Regions from separate parts of the Homo sapiens genome. Here region 2 is linked to region 1. Evidence: read pairs that join two places in POLR2A ChIA-PET (ENCODE). Cell type or tissue: Panc1. All regions are shown on one strand.

Evidence for each region. ChIA-PET counts read pairs that join two places held together with the same protein. Peaks named below come from ENCODE experiments on the same cell type or tissue, not always from the same donor. Only the 100,000 strongest peaks of a DNase experiment are listed, where the experiment ranks them.
Region 2: POLR2A ChIA-PET joins it to region 1 with 5 read pairs; 2 of 35 experiments call an interaction of 5 or more read pairs at or near these places.

What each region holds. Positions count from the first base shown.
Region 1 is chr20:13,420,356-13,425,355 of GRCh38, forward strand. All of the region lies in intron 12 of TASP1 (taspase 1), which reads right to left. Among named protein-coding and RNA genes, the nearest start is that of ISM1-AS1, 180 kb to the left of the region's middle. In Panc1, no CTCF peak of the experiment used is centred here; a DNase peak (open chromatin) is centred at 2,506.
Region 2 is chr20:13,565,099-13,570,098 of GRCh38, forward strand. It overlaps TASP1 (taspase 1), which reads right to left. Exons shown (of 14, transcript NM_017714.3): 7 at 4,409-4,488. Among named protein-coding and RNA genes, the nearest start is that of TASP1, 71 kb to the right of the region's middle. In Panc1, no CTCF peak of the experiment used is centred here; no DNase peak of the experiment used is centred here.

The DNA of each region.
Region 1 (5,000 bases):
AAAATTTCTAGATCTAGTGTTTAGGAGTTTTTAAAGAAAATAACTCAATGTCTAAAATTTCATTCTTCACTGTTTTCACAAACATTTATCCCATCCCACAGTAAAAGGCAAAGCATTGTACTGACACATTTTTTAATAATGACAATTCAAATCAGTTTTCAGTTATTAATTCACGCTAGCTTGAAAATCTCAGAAGAAATTGTCTAGAATTTAAATTATAAAACACTTTTAAGAGAAATTATTTCATTACTTGTAGTACATGCATAATGCAAGTTAATTTAACAAATTATTTCTTAGTGGAAGACTTCAGGGAAGCAGGACAAGGAGCAGCTAACACTTAGAATCTAAGATGTGCCAGGCATTGTCTTTCATAGCAGAACTCAGCAAAGCAGAAATGGGGAACCTGAGGCTCAGAGAAGGGAAGCAGTACGGTTTAAGTCATTTTACTAGGCACACAGACTGGATTTCAAGCTGGACTCTGGGATCACAAAGCCTGTGGTATTTCATTGTTATATTACTCTGAAATCTACTCAGTATAGATAAGGATTTGTACTTGTTACACATTAAGAAGACCAAATTCCTTACAAACACCAAAAGACACGAAACATCAAACACAAACACCAAATAACTCTTAAAACATTTTAAATCTCTCTTAAGGAAAGCTTTTAAACCATAACGAAACCCAGAGACCACAAAAGATGGCCAAGATCAATATATTTGACTAGTTAAAAAGTATTTATAGCGTTTTCCTTCTTTTTTTTTTTTTTTTTTTTTTAAGACAGAGTTTTACTCTGTCACCTAGGCTGGAGTGCGGTGGCACAATCTCAGCTCACTACACCCTCCACCTCCCAGGTTCAAGCGATTCTCGATTCTCCTGCCTGGCTAATTTTTGTATTTTTAGTAGAGACAGGGTTTCACCATGTCAGCCAGGCTGGTTTCGAACTCTTGACCTCAGGTGATCCGCCCACCTCAGCTTTTCAAAGTGCTGGGATTACAGGAATGGGCCACCGCACCTGGCCTGTTTAGAGTGTTTGTTTTTGCCATTTGGAGAAAAATGAAAGTCAAGAGATGAATGACAAATTTGGGGAAATATTTGCAATTCATAGCATAAACAAAAGGCTAATTTTCTTAATATTTAAAGATCTCCTACAAATCAATGAGACAAATATCCAAAGAAAATGCAAAAAGGATATGAACAAAAGGGAATATGAATGGCTCTAAAACATATGAAAAGATAATTTACATTACTCATACTAAAATAAACGCAAATTAAAATCACAAGATACCATTATCAGGTTTCAGACTATTATCAGACTACCAGGTTTCAGATATCAAAAAGTTTGAAACAACATCGTGTTAGCTGGGAGTGGAGAAAAGAGCAGATTCATATAGCAGTGGTGGGAGTATGGCCATCTGCAAGAACATTCTCTTAATCCGTGGTAATTATGCTCTGTAATGCTGATGAACACTGAATTAGCAAATAATGAGCCACTACAGGTAGGGAAAATACAGGGCTAAGTTCCTGCAAATCTCTGGTCAAAACATTTTTAATAGCATATCAACAAATAACCTTATTTTATATGTGTTTCTGTTTAACCTTTTTTTTTTTTTTTTTTGACAGAGTCTCGCTCTGTCACCCAGGCTGGAGTGCAGTGGTGTGATCTCGGCTCACTGCAAGCTCTGCCTCCCGGGTTCACGCCATTCTCCTGCCTCAGCCTCCCTAGTAGCTCGGACTACAGGCGCCCACCACCACGCCCGGCTAATTTTTTGTGTTTTTAGTAGAGACGGGGTTTCACTGTGTTAGCCAGGATGGTCTCTCGTTCTCCTGACCTTGTTATCCGCGTGCCTCGGCCTCCCAATGTTTAATCTTTTAAAAATATTTATTTACTTATTTATTTAGAAATAATTATATGCATAAACACTAGCCAAGAAGGGTTTAACGTTTTCCTGATGCTGGGTAACATGCCCATAAATTTCTTTGGCTTTCAAGTTACACAATAATGCTGTCCTCTATGCTTTTTTTATTGGTCATCATTTCATGAATCTACTAATTTAGCTGCTTTTCCATCTTTTCCATTGCTGCATATATAGATGTTACTTTAGCACCTTCTGGAGCAGCCTCACATACAGATCAGTGAGTTTCCTCTTCTTTTATCTGGGTGTATCATATGGTTGATTCATTAACAATGAATTCACCACTAATAGCACTATAATTTCTGCCTAAATGAAGCTTATCCAAAATGCACATTTTTCCCCATGAGACACTACCATCTTCTCGCACTCTGAAACACCAGACAGCACTTCAGTACTATGCTTGGCGCAATTTTAAATGGCAAAATCACCATTAAAAAGTGCAAAAATGTGGAAAACATGGCACAAAATAGGCCACAAAATGGATACATTTGTAGTACCAGAGCTGAGACAGGAAGGCAGAACATCATCTTGTTTACCTCAGCTGGGAATGTGCACATGAGGTGACTCAAAATGTTTACCAGTTCATGCATGTCCACAAGTGACTATGAGAGTGCTGAAATGCTGATTCATGGATTACAAATAAATGTTAGCAAGTAGGCAAATTAACAAATACAGAATCCAGGAATAATGAGGATTGACTGTATTTATCAAAATTACACACTCTTTGACCTAGCAATTCTATTTCTAGATATTTATTCCACAGATATGCCTTTATATATATAAAATAACATATTTATAAGAATCTTCATCAAAGTAGCTTTAATCAGCAAGAAACTGGAAACCAATTAATTGCCTATTGGACATATGTATAACTATGATACTGTATACAATGAAATACTATGTAACAATTAAAAACAAATGAGGAAGCTCTACATGGATATGGAACCAACTACACTGTTTTTCAAACTTTTTGATCACAAGCCACAGTAAAATCCAAAACCAAATCAAAACAAACAACAACAAAAAAAACCCCACACATTGTCATTTACTACACACATCTATTTATAACTAAAATTTCACAAAGTAATAATTGCTCTTCTACTTAACAATGTATTGATCTCTTCTACTGGGTTCTTTATAGTCTACTTATTGCTTTTTAACAATTCTGCTTGTGATTTACTAAATTGATTTAGAACTTATTAATGTGACATGCTGCAGTTTAAAAAAAAACACTAGTCTACAAGATAGCTTGGCTAAAAAAAGAAAGGTAAGGTGGAGAATAATGTATAGATATGGTTCTGCCATTTTTGTGAAATAAAATAAAAGACGATCATGTATGAACATGCTTGTAAGTACATAGAGTCTCTCTGGAAGACTATCTTAGCAACTGGCAGCAACGGTTCCTCCTGTAGAGGGAACTAGTTGAGTAAGGAACTTGAGTGAAGGGCAACCTATTTTTCACCACCTTCTGAAACTTCTGAATTTGATCCTGTTTTCATATATTTCCTATTTTTTAATGCCTCTAAAAATCTTGATTACCCTGTTAACCTACAATATATATGAAGAATTTCTTCCCTGTTTAGATGAAGACATTCTGATTTTAGCATATATTTTAATTGTCCCTCATTAGAATGTATTATCATGATGTGAAACTAGTCTAAAACGTCCAATTTGTTTCTTGTCTCATGATTATCTAAAACATAAGCAAATCTTAGGATGGGGCATGAAGAAGCCTCTACTTCCATTTACACCAAACACATATACTTAAGGCAAAATCTGCTATGTTCAAAGGGCAATCAAAACAAACAGAACAAAACAAACACGCACTGTACCTGACAACTTCCTCAAGCTGCTTTTCCATCAGAAATTTTAAAAGGTCAAAATCATTATAAGTTTTTTTTAAAATAAATAGAGACATTTGTGAGTAAGTTTTATCTCACAAAAAAGCTTTCAAAATGTGTTATTAGTTAAGTCCTAATGTATAATTAAAACTCAGCAAAGAGTAGTACAAAGTTTGCTCAAATACGGTTACATAGAAAAATTTAAAATCTCAGTAAAAGAGTAGCATTTACCATCAGTGATATCTGGAAGTCTATAATGTGTCTCCTGATTTTGAGTACTTAATTGAAATTCTTCCATGTACTGAAAATTGAAGTTTATGGTAAGAGTATTAAAAGATAATTCTAATAACACAGCAAACCTGGGAAATGCTACTTCATAGCACTGGAATTTTTCCAGGTGTAATGATTACATGAGGAAGACCATGAACTCCAGCAACACGCAGGGTAAATGAGTGGCCTGAAGTGACACATCTGAGCCTGTGAAAGCGCTGGCTATAACAGTCTCGGTGTGGTCAAGCTCAAGCTTATTTCCATCTAGAGAAGCTTCTAGCCTTTCAGTAATGACCATTTTCCTTTGGTAGTGACTAGTAGCTGTTTATAACCTCAACTACTGATTGAAAAATGCTTATGTTCTTTAGAAGGCCAAAGCCCAGGGCTTTGTGGGACTTCTAGAAATGCCCAGACCACGAAAAGATTCTCATCAGAAAACATTAACAACACACTAAAATAAGATTCTGAGTAGGTTTAACATGTGAAACATAGACACAGAGATTTGGCACAATTCTTCTCCATCAAGTGGCTTCTTAACATATCATGTCATACAAATGCAATGTGAGAAAACGTACACACCATTGATCCTGTTCCAACATTGGAGAATGGCTTAGATAGGGATGAGCTGCACGTGTGCACTTCATAAATGATGGATTAATTGCATTATAAGAACCTTCAGGATGTATTTGTACTTAATCTTAGAGGCTAGGCTTTCCAGAAAGTTGTATTTAAGAATTTGGAACAAGTAAATTTATATGCCCAACACCGGTACTACTTCAGTTTTGGTGGAGCTCTGCTATATAAAGCAGCCCTTAATCCCCAATGCAAGGCTTTGCCTCCTAGTGGCATTTAAATCACCAGCTTTATGGGTTAAAAGAGCTACAAGCTACCTCTCTCATGATGTTTTCCCCAGGATACTTCTCTTTCAAAATCATCCACATATCATCCTGTTTAAATTAAGTCAGACAAAACCAT
Region 2 (5,000 bases), 140 kb after region 1:
ATATGGTCAACGATTTGACGAGGGTACTAGCACCATTCAATAGGGAAACAACAGTCTTCAACAAACTGTGTTTGAAAGATTAGACAACCACATGCAAAGGAATGTAGTTAGACCCCCACTTTATACCATATAAAAAAATTAATTCAAAATGGATCAAAGACCTAAGTGTAAGAGCTAAAACTATAAATCTCTTAGAAAACAACATAGGGGAAAGGTTGGATATAACACCAAAACACAGACAATAAAAGAAAAAAATAGATAAAAATTTAAAAGACACAATGGAGTGAAAGACACAATCAATGGAGTGAAAAGGCAACTCGTGGAATGGGATAAGATATTTGCAAGTCATATCGGATAAGTGTTAACATCCAGAACATATGAAGAATTCCTATATCTCAACAAGAAAAACCCTGATTGAAAAATAGGCAAAGGACTAGGATATATATTTCTCTAAGAAAGATATAAAAATGGCCAATAAGCACATAAAAAGACACTTTAACAGCATAATCATTATGGAAATGCAAATCAAAATCACAATGAAATACCAACTCACAGCCATTAGGATGCCAACTATTTTTTAAAAAGTAAAGGAAAGAACAAGTATTGGTAAGGGTATGGAGAAACTGGAACCCTGGTGCACTGTTGATAGAACATGAAATGGTGCAGCCACTATGGAAAACAGACAATATGGTGGCTTCTCAGAAAATAAAAATAGAATAACCATGTGATCCAGCAATTCCATTTCGGGGTACCCAAAAAAAATGGACAGCAGGGACTCAAACAGATATTTGCATAGCCATGTTCACAGTAGCATTATGCATGACAACCAAAAGGTAGTGTAACCCACGTATTCATCAGTGGATGAGTAGATAAACAAAATGTGGTATATACATACAATGAAACACTATTCAGCCTTAAAAAGAAATTCTGACACATGCTACAACATGGATGAACCTTGAAGAAGTCATGCTAAGTGAAATAAGCCAATTACAAAAGGACAAGTACTCTATGATTCCACTTATAAAAGCAGAATTCATAGAGACAAAAATGAACTAGCCAGGGACTAAATGGAAGGCACATGGGGAGTTACTGCTTAATGGGTACAGCTTTGGTGTTACGAGATGAAGAGGGTTCTATAGTTGATGGTACTGTTAGTTCCATAACAATAAGAAAATATTTAAAGCTACTGAACTATACCATTAAAAATATTTAAGATGGTAAATTTTATGTTATGTGTATTTTACCATAATTTTAAAAAGAACTACAAAAAAAGTACAAGAATGTTTACAGAAGCTTTATTCATAATAGCCAAAAATTGGAAACAACCCAGACATAAATGGGTAAATGGCTAAACAGTAGTAGTACCTCCATACCATGAATACTCAGGAATGAAAAAAAAACAAGCTATTGATAAACACAACCTGGATGTTATCTCCAGAGAGTTATAGTGAGGAAGGAAAAAAAAAAAAGCAAATACCAAAAGGTTACAGTCTGTATGATACCATTTATATTACATTCTTGAAATGACAAAATTATACAAATGTAAAATATATTAGTGGCTATCGGGGTTAAGGTGGGAAAGAAGATAACATCACTGATTATTAGAGAACTGCAAATCAAAACCACAATGAGATACTATCTCACACCAGTCAGAATGGCTATTATTAAAAAGTCAAAAGATAAGACACTGGTGAGGTTGCGGAGAAAAAGTGCTTACACACTGCTGGTGGAAGTGTAAATTAGTTCAGCCATTGTGGAAAGCAGTGTGGTAATTCATCAAAGAGCTAAAAACAGAACTACCATTTGACCTAGCAACCCCGTTACTGAGTATATACCCAAAGGAATACAAGTTGTTCTGTCATAAAGACACATGCATGCATCTGTTCACTGCAGCACTATTCACAACAGCAAATACATGGAATCAACCTAAATGCCCATCAATGGTAGACTGGATAAAGAAAATATGGTACATATACACCATGGAATACTATGCAGCCATAAAAAAGAGTAAGATCATGTCTTTAGCACGAGCATGGATGGAGATGGCCATTATCCTTAGCAAACTAACACAGGAACAAAAAATACCGCATGCTCTCACTTATAAGTGGGAGCCAAATGATGGAAACACATGGACACACAGAGAGGAACAAAAGACAGTGGAGCCTAACTGAGGGTGAAGGGTGGGAGGGGGGAAAAGGATCAGGAAAAATAACTAAAGGGCACTTAGCTTAATACCTGGGTGACTAAATAGTCTGTACAACAAACCCCTGTGACATGAGTTTACCTATATAACAAACCTGTACATGTGCCCCTAAAATTAAAAGTGTTTAAAAAATAGGTATTCGGAAAATAAAATACAGAAAATGTGAAGGAAGAAATTATCCCAAAATTTTCTTTTAATTTCTCCAAATCTGAAGCATATAAATGTCCAGACTTAATGTGCAAAATGAGCACTCAACATAAAGAATTAAAAAAAAAATGCCCCAAGATGCTTCATTGTGATCATCAAAACATGGGAATTAAGAGCTTCCTTCCAAAGAGAAAAAAATACACCACAATATTTGTGAGTCTTGCATAATAATAGCAAGACTGGAAACCAGATGATAAGAGAACAATTTCCTCAAAAACCTAAGGGAAACTGATTTTCAGTCTCGTATGTACTGAATAAGGAATAAAACAAGGAAGAAAAACACATGAGATCCAGGAAACAGAGAACCTGATACTGGAGAGAGGCGAAGGAGATCACAAGGTGAAGCAAGGCACAGTCCAGGATGGCAGCCACACAGCAGACCTAGTAAGACTCGAGACTGGAAGGGGCCAGGTGGCCTGTCTCCAAGGGAAAAAAAGGGAACTGACAGATGACCTAATTTGTTTGCCTGATATAAGGACTGTAAAATAAGTTCCATTGGAAAGACTGTAAGACATAATTAGTGACAGGGATCATGGGAATTTAAAACTCTCATATTTCAGCCCTACTGCTACACACACATTTCTCTTCCCTCTAGCCTCCCTATATTACAACTTTCAGCATTACATGAATATTCATTCTGAATATAATTTTTTTTTAGACACAAGGTCTCGCTCTGTCACACAAACTGGAATACAGTGGTGCAATCATAGCCCACTGCAGCCTCAAACTCCTAAGCTCAAAGGATTCTCCTGCCTCAACCTCCCAAGTAGCTGAGAGTACAGGAGTGCACGACCACACCTGGCTAATTATACCCTATTTAACTAAGTTGGTTTCCTTGGAGTTAATCCTCACTTTTTCATTTGATTATTTAAATTATATTCACAGATTTCAGTGATAAAAATAAAATTTTTATTTAAAAAATAGTGTTTTTAATATTTCTTTCTCATTTTATGCAAATATTTTTAAACAGACATATACACAAACATATACATATTTATAACTTCATTTTTCACTCTTTTAAAGTCATTAGATTCAATCATTATCAGAGATTAGTCTTCATAACAATTTCTAGTTACTTCATAACATTTCATTATAAGAATATATGATCATTTATTTACTCATATTCCTGTGTTGGGTATAAGATTTTTTTCAAAATTTTGTATATTCTTAATAATGCTCACTTGAGCACCCTTCTACATAAATCTTTGTCTATCTCCAGTGACAGGTTCCCAGAAGCAGAACAAGGCTTTTAAAGCTTTTTATCTGTACTACTTAGTTGTCCTCTAAAATCTCTGCCAATTCACATTTATACTTACAATGTACTATGATTATTTAACCAAACACTTACCAGGAGTAATATGTTTTAAATCTTTCAAAAGTTAAAAGGGAACAAATTTAACATGTACTCATTTTAATTTGAATTTGCCTGTCAGTTATGTTATATTATCTACTTAGGACTTTTGATCATTTTTATATTGGGCAATTACTTGTATTTGTGTTGTTTTTAATTTGGTAAATTTCTTCATAGATTAAGGATATTTATCCCTTTGTCATATTTGTGATAACTGTTTTTCAGTTTAACTCTATGTAGTCACACCTTTGTTTTTCCTTCCCTTGCATTTGTATCTAAAAAGTCCTTCCCTCAGCTCAAGGACTGTTAAATATTGACCTATATTTTCTTCTCTCTCTCTCTCTCCATCTCTCTCTCTCATTGAAGGGTGGTATTAATGCTTTATTAGTAGTAATTATTTTAAGTAATCTCTAAAAGGGATCTTTTAGTAATACTTTTATAAAAGCATAAGGAAGCAGTGAGAAGACCTCAGGAATACAAAGGTGGTTTAAAATGAAATAACTTTCTACGTAGCTTTTAACTACAAATCTTTCAACATATAAGTATTCTTCCATAAATATCTGTACTACATGGGTCATAACAGAAGCAATATTATACTTTAGGTATATATGCTCATATAGCTTAATTTTTTTTAAGTTTTTACTCACTTGTGGTCATGATGTTAGGAGGGCAAGAGGGTATTCCATGATCTACTGCCCATCTGTAGGCTCCTTCTCCAACTAAAAAGCTAACAACAGAAAAATTATTTTTAAAATTCACAGTGTCATCTTCTCCTACATATTCAATAAATATAGGTAATATGGTAAGGCAGTTGAGAAAAAGTCTTGCATATGGACATAATTCCAGATTTACCTCAAAGTAGTAAGATGACTGCATGCTAAAAAATTCCTGAAAATTTTTCTCCAAATTAGAAATTTTACAATTGGAATGTTACAATACCATTTGCAATAACTAACTAGTAAAAATTGGCAAACTCAAACATAATAAGATGTAAAAATGGTTGACTTCTCAGTAGAAAACATTAAGATTTATCTTGGACCAACAGGGTTCTCAGTTAATGTCACAAGATTGGTTACTCAAATTAACAGTTTACAATTAAGTGAATGCCTTCAGATTTGGCATTATTACCTAGCAGAATACCTGGATCCATCCAAAATTAGTGGGTACATCTGGAGATGCCCAAATATATATGCTTACATTTCTAAGCCCTGATGCAACGAAAATACATACATAACCTTC